Linked DNA regions of Homo sapiens: region 2 is linked to region 1. Evidence: chromatin loops called from intact Hi-C (ENCODE). Cell type or tissue: Caco-2. All regions are shown on one strand. Each heading gives the region's core, and the rest is flanking DNA. Links, peaks and the distances in the headings are about the cores only. Region 1 overlaps ITIH5 (inter-alpha-trypsin inhibitor heavy chain 5). Region 2 has its middle 17 kb from the start of ITIH2.

Region 1 (8,864 bases), core at 1-8,000:
CAAGTTACTCGGCCTTGGTTATCTCATCTGTAAAATGGATTAATGATAGTACCAATCTCACAGTATTGAAAAGATCAAGTGATGTCACGTACTTAGCACCATTTTCCAGTTCACAGTCAGCAGTCATGCTAGCTTATATCATTACTGTATCAGTCCATTTTCACACTGTTATCAAGAAGTACCTGAGACTGGGTAGTTTATACAGAAAAGAGGTTTAATTGACTCACAGTTCCGCATGGCTGGGGAAGCCTCGGGAAACTTACAATCACGCAGAAGGCAAACGCAAAGCGAACACGTCTACAAGGCGGCAGGAGCGAGAGACAGAACTGGGAAGCGCCGGACTTTTAAACCATGAGATCTCGTGAGAACTCACTCACTATCACGAGAACAGCAAGGGGGAAATTCACCTCCATGGTCCAATCACCTCCCACCAGGCCACTCCTCCGACACATGGGGATTACAATTCGAAATGCTATTTCCGTGGGGACACAGAGCCAAACCATATCAATTTCCAACCTTAACTATATAAAATAGAAGGAGGGGCCAGGCCCGGTGGCTCACGCCTGTAATCCCAGCACTTTGGGAGGCTGAGGCGGGTGGATCACCTGAGGTCAGGAGTTTGAGATCAGCCTGGCCAACATGGAGAAACCTCGTCTCTACTAAAAATACAAAAAATTAGGTGGGTGTGGTGGCTGTAATCCCAGCTACTCAGGAGGCTGAGGCAGGAGAATATCGCTTGAACCAGGGAGGCGGAGGTTGCAGTGAGCTGAGATAGTGCCATTGGACTCCAGCCTGGGCAACAAGAGCAAAATTCCATCCCACCACCCCCTACCCCCGCAAAAAAAAAAATAGAAGGAGCAATTACATATACAACTATAAACACAAGTCAAACTTGGGATACCACAAGGCAATAAAAACAAAAGAACTAATATTGCTATTTAGAACATGGTTGAACCTCACAGTCTTCTTGAGTGAAAATATCAGATACAAAAGCGCATGTTCTCTCTGCTTCCATCTGCATAAAGTTCAAGAGGAGCATGAAATACCCATGGCAACTGGAGTAGAACACTGCTGACCTTTGAAGGCCTGCTCAGGACCAGGAAAGAGCACGTGGTAATTTTGAGGAAGGGTGAAAATATTCCATGTCTTGAGGTGGAAGGCAGTTGAATGAGGGTATACCTATGTAAAATTTTATCAAGCTGTACACATGACATTTGTACCGTTTATGGTGTATGTACACCCCAGTTATTAACATTTAAATTTATTGTTAGCAAAGTAGATTAAACAGGCATTCCCCGGCATGGAACATAACAATGTTATTTGCCAAACAGACCCCTCTCTGTCCTTCTCCTTAGGATGAATGTGCATGGGCATTTATTAAATGAGGATTAGGTGTGTCCAGAGCAATTCCAGCCGGCAGAATTAGGACCAGGGAGAGAGTTTCCGGGAGGCACTTTTCAGCGCAGTGTCGGTGAACCCTAAGAAAGCTGTCCTGTTGGGATCGGCCGCCTTCACAACCCATCCCATTAGAAGGGCTCAAGTGAACCCTGGAATAATCCCCCCCACGAGGGTGTAGAGCAGTTCTCACAGTGTGATCTTGAACCAGCAGCATCAGCAGCTCCTGGGAACTTGCTAGAAATGCCAATTCTCAGGCCCACCCCAGAAACTCGGAGTCAGAAACTCTGGGGATGGGACTCCGCCATTTGTGTTTTAACGAGCCCTCTGGGTGATTCCGGTTTTTGCCCATAGAAAATAGGCATGTAGCTTACACATGGTCTGTGTGCCTTACACATAGAAAAGTGTCAATAAAATGTGTTGTATGCAATTAGGCAGCACTTAGATTATCTCTAAGATTCTACAATAATTAGATTAGACTCTCTTTATGCTGCCAGCATGTACCTACTTAGTCTTGCTTCCAATCTCGTGAAAATGCTTTTTACAAGCTCCCTGAATTAATACCATTCATGGCTGAGTAAAAGCACTGGGGATTAGAAAGTATAATTTCTCTGTCCATCATTCACTCGACTAGGCTCTTTGATATGGACCATGAGGAAGGATACTGTATGATTATTTTGGCTTCCTAGTGACCTCTGGTTTTACTAGCTCATGATGAAAATTCATGAGATTCAACTAAATGGGATTATTTTACACACCCAAAGAATGGGTTGATTCTCAGTTTGGTTACTCACCAAGGAGCCTGGTTCCTGAGGCCAACCACCACCCAGGAAGAAGCAGACAGTAAATGTGACCCAATAAATTTTTCACTACTTTTTTTTTAAGTTTACTGGGAGCAATTCCAGAGGAGCATCTCTAGAAAATAGAATCATCTTTTTATTAAGGGGGAAAAAAATCTGTTAAGTAGGTTCATATGGGCTGTTCCACCGTTACTGACCAAAATCCCAGAGCAGAAGAACATGACTCCGTTTTTCCTTGCTGTGAATGGGGGCTCACCCTGCTTACCGCCACAGATATTTCCTAAGCACAAAAATGAGTGTCACCCGCAGGGTCATCAGAGTCACAGGTTAATGAAGACCGCAAGGAAAGACATTGGTGCAGAACAAAAAAGAGGAAGAATCTGACCCACTTGTCTAATGAGAACCCATGTCTCTTTCCTCCTTCGTGTTCTCTCCTTCTTGCCCACTTCTATGGTGAGCTGGAGCAGCTGCTCCGATTTGAGGGAGGCCAAGTCTTCTAATCCCATCTTCCTGTCTTCATGCAGGCATTGGTGATCCCATGCAAGACAACCCCAGGGACACACAACTGCCTCTCCTGCCCTCGGGAAAATTCATTCATGCTCTTCCTCCACTCACTGACTCTTCCCTGCCTCTCAGGCCACCAGGACTCCCAGGGGGCTCTCTTCTTTTCTAAAGCCCAGTATTTTAGAGCAAGAAGTTTTGTGTTATCTTTGCAAACTACAGAATACCAAAGAGAGTGGGTTCTAGAGTGTGACTGAATCAAAACGACTGACTTAATATTCCTGAGCTTCAGTCCCACATCTGTTACATGGAAACAATTCCACAGTCACAGAATCATTGTTGAGATGTAGTGAGATCTCATATGTAAGGTACCCCGTGTGGTGCCTGGCAGACAGTAGGTGCTCAATACATACTAGCTCCATCCTCTTCCCCTTCAGAAGTAGTTTTTTGTACTTTGTCCATTATGAAAGGCAACTTATAAAGAAAAAAATGCTCTTGGATAACATACAGTTCACATTTTGTCATAACAGTTTTCTCTATACCACTGAAAGCTTGAAAAAAACAATATTTTAAAAGGACAGACACATAATAAACATTCATAACAGGAAATTCAATATATATACACATTATACATATGTCAATATGCTTATATAAAGAATAATCTTTAAAAAAAGAATAATCTTTACAAAATATAATGAAGTCAGTAGCTGTCTGAAAGTCCCTTAAAATTATACACAGAATTTTGCACGTAAGCGTAAATGTACATTTTTTTCTGAAGAAAGGATGCATTGATTTTGCCACATTCTCCAAGGACTCTAAAGAAAGTTAAGAACCATGTTTATAAGTGCCATTAAATATTCCTATGTCTGATCCTATTAGGTAATGACAAAGTACTTTATAGCTTGTGCATCAGAGTTGAAGAGAACAAAACATATGTCCTTAGTGATGTCCTGATACATGGAGGTTGGTCGCAAACATACAATCTTTTCCTAGACAATTATCACATGGGGAAAGATGGCAGCCAACTGCTATGTAAAATGCCAAAGGTGAAAAGATTGAGAAGAGCCCCATGCTCACAGCCACGGGCTGGAAGCGCCACCCTCTGGGTTGATAGGGAGAGGGATTTCCTGGCCTCTGTTTCCTGAGGGTCTGGGTTTTGGCTGCTGTCGGAGAAAAGCAGCCAACACCTGGTGCATTGACAAAAGGATTTCCCAACACACGCTGCCTGCTCATTTCCTCTTTAGAAAGAAGCTTAAATTGTCTATGTTTGTTTATGAACCCTGCTTACCTGGGATCCAACGAGGCAATTTCTTAAATATATGGAGGTCAAAAATACTGTGAATAATTGGAGCACTACCCTCTGAGGGTGGCAATAAAGATAAAACTCAAGCAAATCAGCAGAGGATTGAAAGAAAAACTGGTAACACAGAGGCAATGACGATGAGAAGGAATTTGGTTAAATACCTTCATAAGGCCGGGCGTGGTGGCTCACGCCTGTAATCCCAGCACTTTGGGAGGCCAAGGCAGGCGGATCACAAGGTCAGGAGATCGAGACCATCCTGGATAACACGGTGAAACCCCGTCTCTACTAAAAATACAAAAAAATAGCCAGGCGTGGTGGCAGGCGCCTGTAGTCCCAGCTACTCAGGAGGGTGAGGCAGGAGAATGGCGTGAACCCAGGAGGTGGAGCTCACAGTGAGCCGAGATTGCACCACTGCACTCCAGCCTGGGCGACAGAGTAAGACTCCATCTCAAAAAAAAAAAAAAAAAAAAAATACCTTCATAAGTCTCTTACTATCCACAGTTTTCCTTTGGGAAAGGATTTTTCTTCCCCCTACGTGAATGTTTGGTATTTTAAATCCTTTTGGAAAACAGCATCATATAGATATGATAGCAACACATAGCACAGAATACTAATTCAAATTTATAGCTGAAGGGATTCAAACTCAACTGTAGTATTTTATAGTTAAGTAGATGTTTGCCCAGGTTTCTTAGCAAATCAGCTTTCTTCACTGCTTATTCAATGCTCTTCCTTCCTAAAATAATAGATTCCCAACTCTCAGTTTTCCATATTTGAAAAAATTTCCCAAGAGAGACTATGTGTGAAAACAAGTACAACTACCTCACCCAGCAAGCACACTTTCTAAAAGTTAACCCTTAAAAATATGCATTCCCAGGCCAGGCACAGTGGCTCATGCCTGTAATCCCAGCACTTTGGGAGGCCGAGGTAGGCAGATCACCTGAGGTGGGGAGGTCGAGACCAGCCTGACCAACATGGAGAAACCCCGTCTCTACTAAAAATACAAACTTAGCGGGACATGGTGGCGCATGCCTGTAATCCTAGATACTCGGGAGGCTGAGGCAGGAGAATCACTTGGACCCGGGAGGCAGAGGTTGCAGTGAGCCAAGATCGTACCATTGCACTCCAGCCTGGGCAACAAGAGCGAAACTCCATCTCAAAACAAACAAACAAACATGCATTATCAGGCCAGGCACGGTGGCTCATGCCTATAATCCCAGCACTTTGGGAGGCCAAGGGGGGCAGATCACCTGGGGCCAGGAGTTCCAGACCAGCCTAGCTAACATGGTGAAACCCTGTCTCTACTAAAAATACAAAAATGAGCTACTAAGGAGGCTGAGGCAGAAGAATTGCTTGAACCTGGGAGGCAGAGGTTGCAGTGAGCCAAGATTGTGTCACTGCACTCCAACCTGGGCGATAGAGTGAGACTCTGCCTAAAAAAAAAAAAAAATATATATATATATACACATATATATGTGTATATACATGTATATACACATATATATGTGTATATATGTATATATGTATGTATATATATGTGTATATATATACATACATATATATATATATATATGCATTATCCCTTTCTGCCATCACGTGTCCATTGGAGACCTCAAATACTAGCTGCCCCAAGCATTTGAATTCAACCAAATGGAAGCCCACCAGAAACAATGGTAGAGCAGCCAAGGAATATGAGATTGAGAGACTTCTGTCAAATGCCTTTGCAGGGTTCTCTGGCACGCAGGCAGAGCAGGGGCTAATAACCGAGAAAAGCAGAGTGGCACTTGGTGCAGACACACAGTGCAATATAATTCAGCCTTCAAAAGAAGAGAAATGTTGACATGTGGTACAACATGGATAAACTTTGAGGACATTATGTCAGGTGAAATAAGCCAGACACAAAAGAACAGATACTGTATAAGTCTACTTACATGAGGTATGCAAAGTTGTCCAGTTCATAGATGAGACAGAAAGGAGAACAGTGGTTATCTGGGACCAGGGGGAAGGAGAGATGAGGAGTCAGTGTTTAATGGGTACAAAGTTTCAGTTTGGGAGATGGAAAAGTTCAGGAGATTGGTAATACACCAATGTGAATAGACTTAACACTGCCAAACACTTAGAAGTGACTCAGATGGGCCGGGCATGTGGATCACACCTGTAATCCCAGCACTTTGGGAGGCCAAGGCAGGTAGATCACTTGATGTCAGGAGTTCGAGATCGGCCTGGCCAACATGGTGAAAACCTGTCTCTATTAAAAACACAAAAATTAGCCGGGCCTGGTGGCGTGAGCTTGTAACCCCAGCTACTGGGGAGGCTGAGGCAGGAGAATTGCTTGAACCCAGGAGGCAGAGATTGCCATGAGCCAAGACTGCACCACTGCACTCTTGCCTGGGTAACAGAGTGATATTCTGTCTCAAAAAAAAAAAAGAAAGAAAGAAAGAAAGAAAAAGAAAAAGAAATGGCTAAGATGGTAAATTTTACATTGTGTGCTTTTTATCACAATTTTTACAAGGTTTTTAATTGCCAGCTCTAAGTTCTGCAAAGGCAGTGACAACATCTTAGACGTCTGTAGATTCCAGGAACCTTGCACAGCGCCAGAAACATGTGAGAGTTCACGTCCAGCTTGCGGAACACTGAGGATGAAAATGATGAAATGCATTAGTGCATAGCTGGGCAGATGGACAGAGCAGCCCTTCAAGGGAACTGATGTTTCTCTTCCCGAAAGTGTTCAGGGGGTGTGGCAGATGCTCTTGGTGATCTGCATCACATCCCCCGGCCCACCTCTGGTTCAGCCACAGCTGCGATGGCCCAGGTCATACATGCTGACAACATCCACCTCCCACAGCAAGCCAAGGCAGCAGGAAAAAGGAAGAAAAAGAGTGAAGCCTCACAGTAAAGAGGAGGTGTCTCACCGGTATTGGGCTACAGAGAAAAGCCAAAGCCTCTGTGCCACACTCTTGGGTTGACCGTGCCACGCTCTTGGGTTGACCGAGCCACAGCCAACGTCAAAACAAACAAGATAACATGGATTTTCATATTGGATTAAAAATCAAAACACAACCAACTATGGGGCCAAATGATTCATACCTGAATAATTTCTGTGTGAACAATGCTGGAAACCTTCACATAACAACCAGATTGTTTCCTGGCAAAGGTACAGAGATTTCGCAGAGGCCAAACAGGGTCCTGCCCTTCCAGCCGCAGAGCAGAGACCGGACCCAGACCGGGACCCTGGAGCTGGGGGTTTCACAGCCAGTCACAGTGCAGCCCTTTAATAGGCAGAGTTGCCCGATTTAGCAAATTACAATACAGAATGCCTGGTTACGTTTGAATTTCGGATAAACAATGAATAATTTCCTAGTGCAAGCATGTCCTAAATATTGCACAGGACATATCGTTTCTCTGAATTCAAATGAAACTGGGCATCTTATATCTCATCTGGCAACCCTAGCTAAGGGGGATTTATCCAGATTTTCTGTAACCAGAATTTTCTGGAACCAAAGTTAGTTATTACTTTTGTCTCTTAATCCCTGCTTCATAACAACATAAGTGCTAGACCCAAGATCTGGCAAAATTTACCAACGTAAGCCAAGAAAGTGCTGAAAACCTGATAGCACTGTCATAACCAACAATTATTTCCCCTCAGTTCCTTCAACAAACACCTGCTGAGCACCCATTCTATGCCAGGTGCCACACCAAGTGTCTACGAAGACAACCGAAGTCTTCACAGCAAAGGCAGATCATGATGCTCACAGAGCAAAGAAAAACATCAGAATAATTTCAAAAACGGGGTGGTGGGCAAGGGGAGGGAAAGCATTAGGACAAAAGCTAATACATGCGGGGCTTAAAACCTAGATGACGGGTTGATGGGTGCAGCAAACCACCATGGCACATGTATACCTATGTAACAAACCTGCACGTTCTGCACATGGATCCCAGAACTTAAAGTAAAAGAAAAAAAAGAAAATAAGAAGATAAAGTAAAAAAAAAAAAAAAAAAAATTAAACAGGTTCAATTCAAGCCCTTCTTGGGCATCAACTGAAATGCAGGACACTGTGCTAGTCTCTGGTCGAGGGGACTTGACCTTGCGGGATGTGTGGCTGGTCAGTAGCCTGTCCTCAAAGACAGCTGCAGTGTCAGCCACCAGGTCTTCCAAATAAAAGGTCATAAAGCTGTATTTTCAGTGGTTCTCTTCTTTCCAATGACGCTTCCTCAGTTCTTAGGATTATTTGAAGATTGGCATTTTATTGGACACTTACACAGGAGTGATATGATTAAAAAGCAAGCCATAAATTGGTTAGTACCCAGTCCTTTTATTTGCCTTCCCACACATGTGAAGCACCCACAGAGAACAGCCAGAGAACACAGCAAACTGGCTTCCAGGGCATGTGGAGGAAGGGAGATTCTAACCACCTAGAATGTAATTTTTTCATTTTTAACAAAAGTCAAGGTGAATCTCACAGAACATGAAATTAACCTTTTTTTTTTTTTTTTTTTTTTTTTTTTTGAGACAGAGTCTTGCTGCTCTGTCTCCCAGGCTGGAGTGCAGTGGTGCAATCTCAGCTCAATGCAACCTCCGCCTCCCACATTCAAGCGATTCTCCTGCCTCAGCCTCCCAAGTAGCTGGGATTACAGGCGCCTGCCACCAAGCCCAGCTCGTTTTTGTATTTTAGTAGAGATGGGGTTTCGCCATGTTGGCCAGGCCAGTCTCAAACTCCTGGCCTCAAGTTATCCACCCACCTTGGCCTTCTAAAGTGCTGGGATTACAGACCTGAGCCACCATGCCCAGCCAAAATTAACCATTTTTAGGTATACAAACAAATAGCATTTAGTACATCCACAATGTTGTGCAAACACTACCTCTATTA
Region 2 (8,877 bases), core at 878-8,877, 64 kb after region 1:
AAGAAAGAGGGAGGGAGGGAGGGAAAGAAAGAAAGAAAGAGAGAGGAAAGAAAGAAAGAGAGGAAAGAAAGGAAAAGAAAGAAAGAAAGAAAGAGAGAGAAGAAGGAAGGAAGGGAAAGAAAAGAAAAGAAGGAAGGAAAGAAAGAAAGAAATTAAGAAAGGAAGGAAGGAAAGAAAGAGAGACAGAAAGAAAGAAAGAAAGACAGAAGGGAGGGAGGGAGGGAAGAAGGAAGGAAGGAAGGAAGGAAGGAAGGAAGTAAGGAAGGAAGGAAGGAAGGAAGGAAGGAAGGAAGGAAGGAAGGAAGGAAGGAATCCCCAGGGACTATTATGAATATCTCCATGCACACAAACTGGAAATTTTTGAAGAAATTGATAAATTCCTGGAAACACACAACCTTCCAAAACTGGATCAGGAATTGAAACCCTGAACAGACCAAGATCAAGCTCCCAAATTGAATCTGTAGTAAGAAACCTACCAACAAAAAGGAGCCCTGAACCTGATGGACTCACAGCTGAATTCTGCCAGACATAGAAGAATTCTACAAAGAGCTGGTACCTATTCTTATTCTACTGAAACTATTTTAAAACACATTCTACATAGCCAGCATCATTCTCATACCAAAATCTGGCAAAGACACACACAAAAAAGAAAACTATAGGCAGATATCCCTGATGAACATAGATTCAAAAATCCTCCACAAAATGCTAGTGAACCAAATCCAACAGCACATCAAAAAGTTAATTCACCACGATCAAGTATGGTTTATTCCTGGAATGCAGGGTTGGTTCAACATGTGGAAATTAATAAATGTCATTCACCATACAAAAAAAATTAAAAACAAAAACCATATGATTATCTGTATAGATGCAGAAAAAGCTTTCAATAAAATCCAGCATCTCCTCATGATTAAAAGCCCTCAACAACCTAGGCATTGAAGGAACATACCTCAATAATAAGAGCCATCTATGACAAACCCACAACCAACATCATGCTGCATGGGTAAAACCTGGAAACATTCCCCTTGAGAACTTGAACAACACAAGGATACCCACTCTCACCACTCCTATTCAACATAGTACTGGACGTCCTAGCCAGAGCAATAAGGCAAGAGAAATAAATTAAAGACATCAAAATAGGAAAAGAAGTCAAATGATTTTTCTTTGCCGATGATACAATTCTATACCTAGAAAATGCTCACAACTCCACCAAAAGGCTCCTAGAACTGATAAGCAACTTCAGTAAAGTTGCAGGATACAAAATCAGTGTACAAAAATCAGTAGCACTTCTATACACCAATACTCCAGCTGACAGCCAAAGCAAGAACACGTCCCATTTACAGTAGCCACACACACACACACACAAACACACACACAAAATACCTAGGAATACATTTAATCAAGGAGGTGAAAGATGTCTACAAGGAGAACTACAAAACACTGCTGAAAGAAATCGTAGATGATATTAAAAAATGGAAAACCATTCCATGCTCATGGATTGGAAGAATCAATATCATTAAAATGCCATACTGCCCAAAGCAAGATAGAGTCAACACTATTCCTAAGAAACTACCAAGATCATTTCTCACTGAAATAGAAAAAAGTATTCTAAAATTCATATGGAACCAAAAAAGAGTCTAAATAGCCAAGGCCACCCTAAGCAAAACAAAGCTGGAGGCATCACATTACCCAACTTCAAACTATACTACAGGGCTACAGTAACCAAACAGCACAGTGCTGGTATAAAAATAGACAAATAGACCAGTGGAACAGAATAGGGAACACAGAGATAAAGCTATGCACCTACAACTGCCTGATCTTTGACAGAGCTGACAAAAACAAGCAATGAGGAAAAAAACTCCCTATTTAACAAATGGTAATGAGATAACTGGCTAGTCACATGCAGAAGATTGAAACTGGACCCTTACCTTTCACCATACACAAAAATTAACTCTAGATGAATTAAAGACTTAAATGTATGACCACAAATTATTAAAATCCCAGAAGAAAACCTAGGGAATATTATTCTGGACATCAGCGTTGTCAAACAATTTATGACTAAGTCCTCAGAAGCAATTCAGTGAAAACAAAAAATGACATTGGGACCTAGTTAAACTAAAGAGCTTCCACACAGCAAAATAAACGATCAACAGAGTAAACAGGCTATCAACAGAGTGAACAGACAAGCTACAGAACGAGAGGGAATATTCACAAACTGTGCATCTGACAAAGGGCTAATATCTGGAATCTATAAGGAACAATTAAACAAGCAAAAATCAAATAACCCCATTTAAAAGTGGGAAAAGGACATGAACAAATACTTCTCAGAAGAAGATATACAAGCAGCCAACAAACATGAAAAACAGGCTCAACATCACTGATCTTTAGAGAGACGCAAATTAAAACCACAATGAGATACCGCCTCACACCAGTCAGAATGACTTTTGATAAAAAGTCCAAAAATTACAGATGTTGGTGAGGTTGTGGAGAAAAGGGAACACGTATACACTATTGGCAGAAATGTAAATTAGTTCAGCCACTGTGGAAAGCATTTTGGAGATTTCTCAAAGAGCTTTAAATAGAACCTCCATTCAGCCCAGCAATCCCATTACTAGGTATATATCCAAAATAAATCGTTCTACCAAAAAGACATATGCACTTGTATGTTTATCAAAGTGTTATTCAGAGAAGCAAAGACAGAATCAACCTAGGTACCCATCAGTGGTGGATTGGATAAAGAAAATGTGGTACATACACCCCATGGAATACTACACAGCCATAAAAAAGAAAGAAATCATGTTCTTTGCAGCAACGTGGATAGAGCTGGAGGCCATTATCCTAAGCAAACTAACACAGGAACAGAAAACCAAATATCACATGTTCTCACTTATAAGTGGGAGCTAAACATTGAGGACACAATAGACATGGGGGACTACTAGAGGCAGGAGGGAAGGAGGGGAACTAGGACCCAAAACTACCTATGCTCAGTACCTTGGTGATGGGATCACTCAAACACCAAACGTCAGCATCACACAATATATCCAGGTAACAAACCTGCACATGTACCCACTGAAGCTAAAATAAAAGTTGAAATTAAAAAATAAAACAATGCATCTCTGTCCCTAATAATGCATATGCCAATTCTGTCTAAATGGAGCCATACAATTTAAATTCCTAATAAAGTCCATTAAATCTTCCTGCCCTTCTCTAGCTCCCCTCTGTTCCTCAGTTTATGCTCCCTCACTCTTAAAACTCCCCCCTGGCCAGGCATGGAGGCTCACACCTGTAATCCCAGCACTTTGGGAGGCCAAGGCGGGTGGATCACCTGAGGTCAGGAGTTCGAGACCACCCTGGCCAACATGGTGAAACCCCAACTCTACTAAAAATATAAAAATTAGCTGGGCATGGTGGCACACACCTGTAATCCCAGCTACTCAGGAGGCTCAGGCGGAGGTTGCAGTGAGCCGAGATCCCTCCACCACACTCCAGCCTGGGTGACAGAGCGAGACTCCATCTAAAACAAAACAAAACAAAACAAAAAACTTCCCTCCCATCCAATCTTGGCTTCTTGCTGCTTTTCAGCCATCTCTTTTGCTTTGTGCACTGCCAAAGTCTAAAACTAAAGCTTTTAACAAAAAGCTATCACAATGACCTCCTAACTAGTTTCTCTTCTGATTTTTCTCCTCTCTAATCTTTTTACGATATCACTAGGATTGTCTTCTTGCTCTTAAAAACAAATCAAAAACCACTTGAAATAGGTAATATTAAGGAAATATGATTCATTATGTAAGCTGTAATAATGGTGTTGTGGTTACATAAAAAGATATTCTCAGTTGAGGCTACATCTTGAGTGTTTATAAGTGCAATGATTCAATATCTGGAATTTACTTTAACATACTTCAGGAAAAGCTGGGCACCCAGGCTCACACATATAGACCCAGGTCCTAGAGAGGTGGAGGCAGGAGGACTGCTTGAGGCCAGGAGTTGGAGACCAGCCTGGACAACATAGCAAGACCCTGTCTCAACAGCAACAAAAATTTAGCCAGGTGTGGTGATGTGCACCTGTAGTCCCAGCTACTCAGGAGGCTGAGGCAGGAGGATCACTGGAGCCCAGGAATTTGAGGCTGCAGTGAGCTATGATCATGCCACTACACTCCAGTCTAGGTGACACAGCAAGATCCCGTCTCTAAAACAATTAATGATTAAAAATTTTAAAAATTAAAAATAATCCAGGAAATAAAAAGTAGGAGGAATAAATGAAAAAAAAAGTTTTCAAATGTTTAAGATGATTGAAGTGGTCATTATGGAGACATACTTTCAGTCATATCTTCCCATGAGTCTCCACACTTCAGTCATTCCAGCCTTCTGCAGACCTTACGAAAGTGCCCACATGGCCCGGCCTGGGAGCCTTTGCTCATACTGCTCCCATTGAAAACGCTTCCTGGCACCTCCACTCACTGAACCCTGCCCATTTTTGCAAGCTCTACTCAAACACTATTTCCTCCTTTCCAGATTGTCACAGTCATTTGTATCAGTACCATCACCCTTTGCATTTCTGCATGGTTAGTTAACTGTGTGATCCTTCTGCCCTATGAAATTCCTAGATCCTGTAAGACAGGAGCCACGCCTTAGCCGCTCTCATAGTCCTTTGATCTGTCCACAGTGATCAATGTCCTGTCTAGCACATAATAGGTACTTGACACATTTTTGTTCCATTGAACCCTACAGTGAATGAGTTCCTTTGTAAAGTGAAGAGCCACGTCATAACAAACAATTATAATGATGACTGACACTTGTATAGCTCTTAACTGTGTTCAAGGCTATATTTGAAATGCTTTACAAAGACTGACTCTTTACAATAACCCTATGAGATAGGTATGATTATTCCCGTTTTACGGACAAGGAAACTGATGCCCAGAGAGATGCAGCAATGTGCCCAAGGTCATAGCTAATAAATAATACAAACTCAGTCTGTCTGGCCTCAAAGACTGTACTCTTAACCACAGTGTACACTGTCTCACCTGCCGTACAGTGTAACAACGTGCACTGCCTGCAGAAATATTCGGTACATACCGATTGGTTGATTGGCTGCTTAGTTTCCTGTAATAAGTATCTACATCTTCTGTTTTGTAAGTGCCGTTTCTGAATAACACCTTATAAATGAATTACCCTTAAATATTCATTCTGTGTGCACATTTTGTATCAGAATCAATCTATAATAACAGTTACACGACTATGTTTTTGGAAAGGAAAAACTACTTCATTGCCTCTAGTGATATTGGGTGTGTATTTATTTAATACCACTGCAATAAAGCCCCCGTATTGTATTATTATTCTAGTACGACGTAGTCCTTTACATCCGCCGACTGCATATTTCATCAGCCCGCAGCGTGAGGCGCTGTTTTACCTTCAAGTTCCTGGTCCCTGGCTTAGCTCAAGTCACTTCCATCAGCTGGAAACAGGCGAGCACCTCACGCCATCTAGCGGAGACACACTTTGAAGACCGCTTCAAGGGATTTGCTTAATTATGGGAGTCTCATAGGGGCACCATCCAACAGCCACATGAAAGTAACAACAGACACTGAGTAAAACCAGAATGTTTCCCCCAATAAGTGGCTGCTCTAAAATTATTTTCCCAAACTCTCCCAGGTTGCTGCCCCTTGTTCCTGAGTCCACACAGCAGCTTCCTACGGAAAACACCCTCTGTGATTCTAGAAGAGCGCACTCTCCTCATCCATTGACCACAAAGACTTACTTTCTACACGATGTGAGGAAGGAAAACACCCTCTGTGATTCTAGAAGAGCGCACTCTCCTCATCCATTGACCACAAAGACTTACTTTCTACACGATGTGAGGAAGGGGCTCCCGGCAGAGTCAGGGTCACTGCCTGGTGCCTCCGGAGAGGCTGCAAGTTGTCATGGAAAGCACAAATGTCTGTGGGATCTAACAAAACTGAAGAGCTTCTGCACAGCAAAAGAAACTATCATCAGAGTGAACAGACAGCCTGCAGAATGGGAGAAAAATTTTGCAATCTATCCATCTGACAAATATCTAACATTCAACAACTACAAGGTACTTAAACAAATTTACAAGAAAAAAAACTCCATTAAAAAGTGGGCAAAGGACATGAACAGACACTTCTTAAAAAAAGACATACATGCGGTCAACAAACATATGAAAAAAGCTCAACATCACTGACGATTAGATAAATGCAAATCAAAACCACAATGAGATATCATCTCACACCAGTCAGAATGGCAATTATTAAAAAGTCAAAAAAACGGCAGGGCACAGTGGCTCACACCTTTAATCCTAGCATTTTGGGAGGCTTAGGCAGGAGGATCATTTGAGGTCAGGAGTTCGAGACCAGCCTGAGCAACATAGTGAAACCCACTCTCTACTAAAAATACAAAAATTAGTCGGGCCTGGTGGCACATGCCTGTAATCCCAGCTACTTGGGAGTCTGAGGCTGAGGCACTCCCAACTGGGTGACAGAGTTAGACTCTGTCTCAAAAAGAAAAAAAGAAAAAAACTCAAAAAAACGACAGATGCTGTTGAGGTTGTGGAGAAAAAGGAAAGCTTTTACACTGCTGGTGGGAGTGTAAATTAGTTCAACCACTGTAGAAGACAGTGTGACGATTCCTCAAAGACCTGGAGGCAGAAATACCATTTGACCCAGCAGTCCCATTACTTGGTATATACCCAAAGGAATATAAATAATTCTATTATAAAGAAACATGCACGTGTATGTTCATTGCAGCACTATTCACAATAGCAAAGACATGGAATCAACCTAAATACCCATCAATGATAGGCTAGATAAAGAAAGTATGGTACATATACACCATGGAATACTATGCAGCCATAAAAAGGAACAAAATCATGTCCTTTGCAGGGATGTGGATGGAACTGGAGGCCATTGTCCTCAGCAAACTAACGCAGGAACGGAAAACCAAATGCTGCATGTTCTCACTCATAAGTAGGAGCTGAATGATGAGAACACATGGACACATGGCCGGGAGAACAACACACACACGGGTCTGTTGGAGGGTGGGGGATGGGAGGAGGGAGCACATCAGGAAGAATAGCTAATGGATGCTGGGCTTAATACCTAGGTGATGGGATGATCTGTATAGTAAACCACTATGGCACATGTTTACTTACGTAACAAACCTGCACATCCTGCACATGTACCCCTGAACTTAAAATAAAAGTTGAAAAAAAAGAAAGTATAAATATGTGATGCATAGTGACCCTTCCTCAGCTAAAGCCACTCACCTTTGTTATCTATGCAAATGCTATTTGAATGTGCTAATCTGAGCTTGGCAGCAAGTTCAAGGGCCTCCCCAAGATTCTTGCAATTTCTGGGGCTTATTCTAATGGTCACTTTGACTTTCTTTCATGTTCAACTCCCAACCTCAGCACTCTCCTTCAGTGGCTGCTGTTATCCTATACCAAGATCTGGTTTCCTTCTACTTCCAGGCACAGGGAAGATTGCAATCCCCCACCCTCTTGAAATTAAGCATGGCCATGCGCCTTGTGGTGGCCAATGAACTACAAATGAAAACGCCATGCAACACTTCCAGGTAGAAGCATTCAACCCATGTGCTCCTCCATGTTTCCCTGCTCCCTGCCACATGCCTTGCCTCTTTCAGCCTGGGCCACTGGAGTGAGGGCCACACAGAGCAGAGCCCTTGGCCCAACAAAAATGGATAAGGAGTATGTCCAAGAAAAAGCAAGCTTTTGTTGTTTAAGCCACTGAGATTTGGGGATTGTTTGTTACCAGGACATAGCCTAGCCTATGCTGACTAATACACTTCCCAAAGTAATTCTCTCTGTGTGTGTCTTGCCTGCACAGATAGAGCCATGGAATATGACTCTCTTGTTTTTTAATTCTCCAAAATACTACTCACTAAAGACATCTTGGAATATAGGAAGCATTTTTTAATTAGGCATTATTCATTCTTGCTTTTAAAGATTTTTTTGCCCACCATTCTCATTGCCAAAACAACCCTTCCACACTCCTTTTGTCTCTTCTACCCTCAACTCCTACAGCACACAAAACATTTTAGCAATTCCTTTGTCTTTTTGTCTCCTCTTGAACCAATTGTTCTCAACTGTGTCAGATCTAATGTCCTGTTTTTTATAATAAATATTTTGACACTACCTCTGCTACCCCAAAAATAAAATTAATAGATAATGTACCTTATCTAGACACATGATTTTAAAAATTGAATATAAATTTTTAATTGTAATATAAAGGAGGACATGTCCATAATAAAATATGATTTTTAATAGTCACATACTTGGGCATAACCACAGGAGAAGACATTATGAAGGAGTCGGATGGTTACCAACAAATACGGATCACCATGCCTGCAACACTACAAATTCAGACTAACAGAGATATGGGGTATGGGTTACTCATGTACCCTAAGAGCAACAGTGGCAACTGTGATGTTACTTTTTTCAAGTGGTGAACATTTCTTGATTCAAAGTACAATTAACCTTGATTTACTCAGTCTTTGCATTCCCTCAAAATTCAATGTATATGCTATAGATTGCATGTTTGTGTCTTCCCAAAATTCCCATGTTGAAACCTTACTCCCAGTGGAATGATACTAGATGGGGTTTTGGAAAGGTGATTATGTTTAGGTGAGTTCAGGAGGATTAAATCCTCATGATGGGATTACTGTAATCCCAGCACCTTGGGAGGCTGAGGCAGGCAGATCACGAGGTCAGGAGATCGAGACCATCCCGGCTAACACAGTGAAACCCCATCTCCACTAAAAATACAAAAAAATTAGCCGAGCTTGGTGACAGGCACCTGTAGTCCCAGCTACTCGGGAGGCTGAAGCAGGAGAATGGCATGAACCCGG

What was found. Peaks named below come from ENCODE experiments on the same cell type or tissue, not always from the same donor. Only the 100,000 strongest peaks of a DNase experiment are listed, where the experiment ranks them.
Region 2: a loop joins it to region 1, with 6 times the contacts of the local background. A loop is called at or near these places in 6 of 110 quality-filtered maps.

What each region holds. Positions count from the first base shown.
Region 1 is chr10:7,619,354-7,628,217 of GRCh38, forward strand. The region is part of intron 5 of ITIH5 (inter-alpha-trypsin inhibitor heavy chain 5); the gene reads right to left. Among named protein-coding and RNA genes, the nearest start is that of ITIH5, 43 kb to the right of the region's middle. In Caco-2, for the core only: no CTCF peak of the experiment used is centred there; a DNase peak (open chromatin) is centred at 3,800.
Region 2 is chr10:7,682,006-7,690,882 of GRCh38, forward strand. No RefSeq gene overlaps it. Among named protein-coding and RNA genes, the nearest start is that of ITIH2, 17 kb to the right of the region's middle. RefSeq lists an enhancer at 5,241-5,535 and a silencer at 5,441-5,490. In Caco-2, for the core only: a CTCF peak has its summit at 5,456 (motif pointing left); DNase peaks (open chromatin) are centred at 4,616 and 5,446.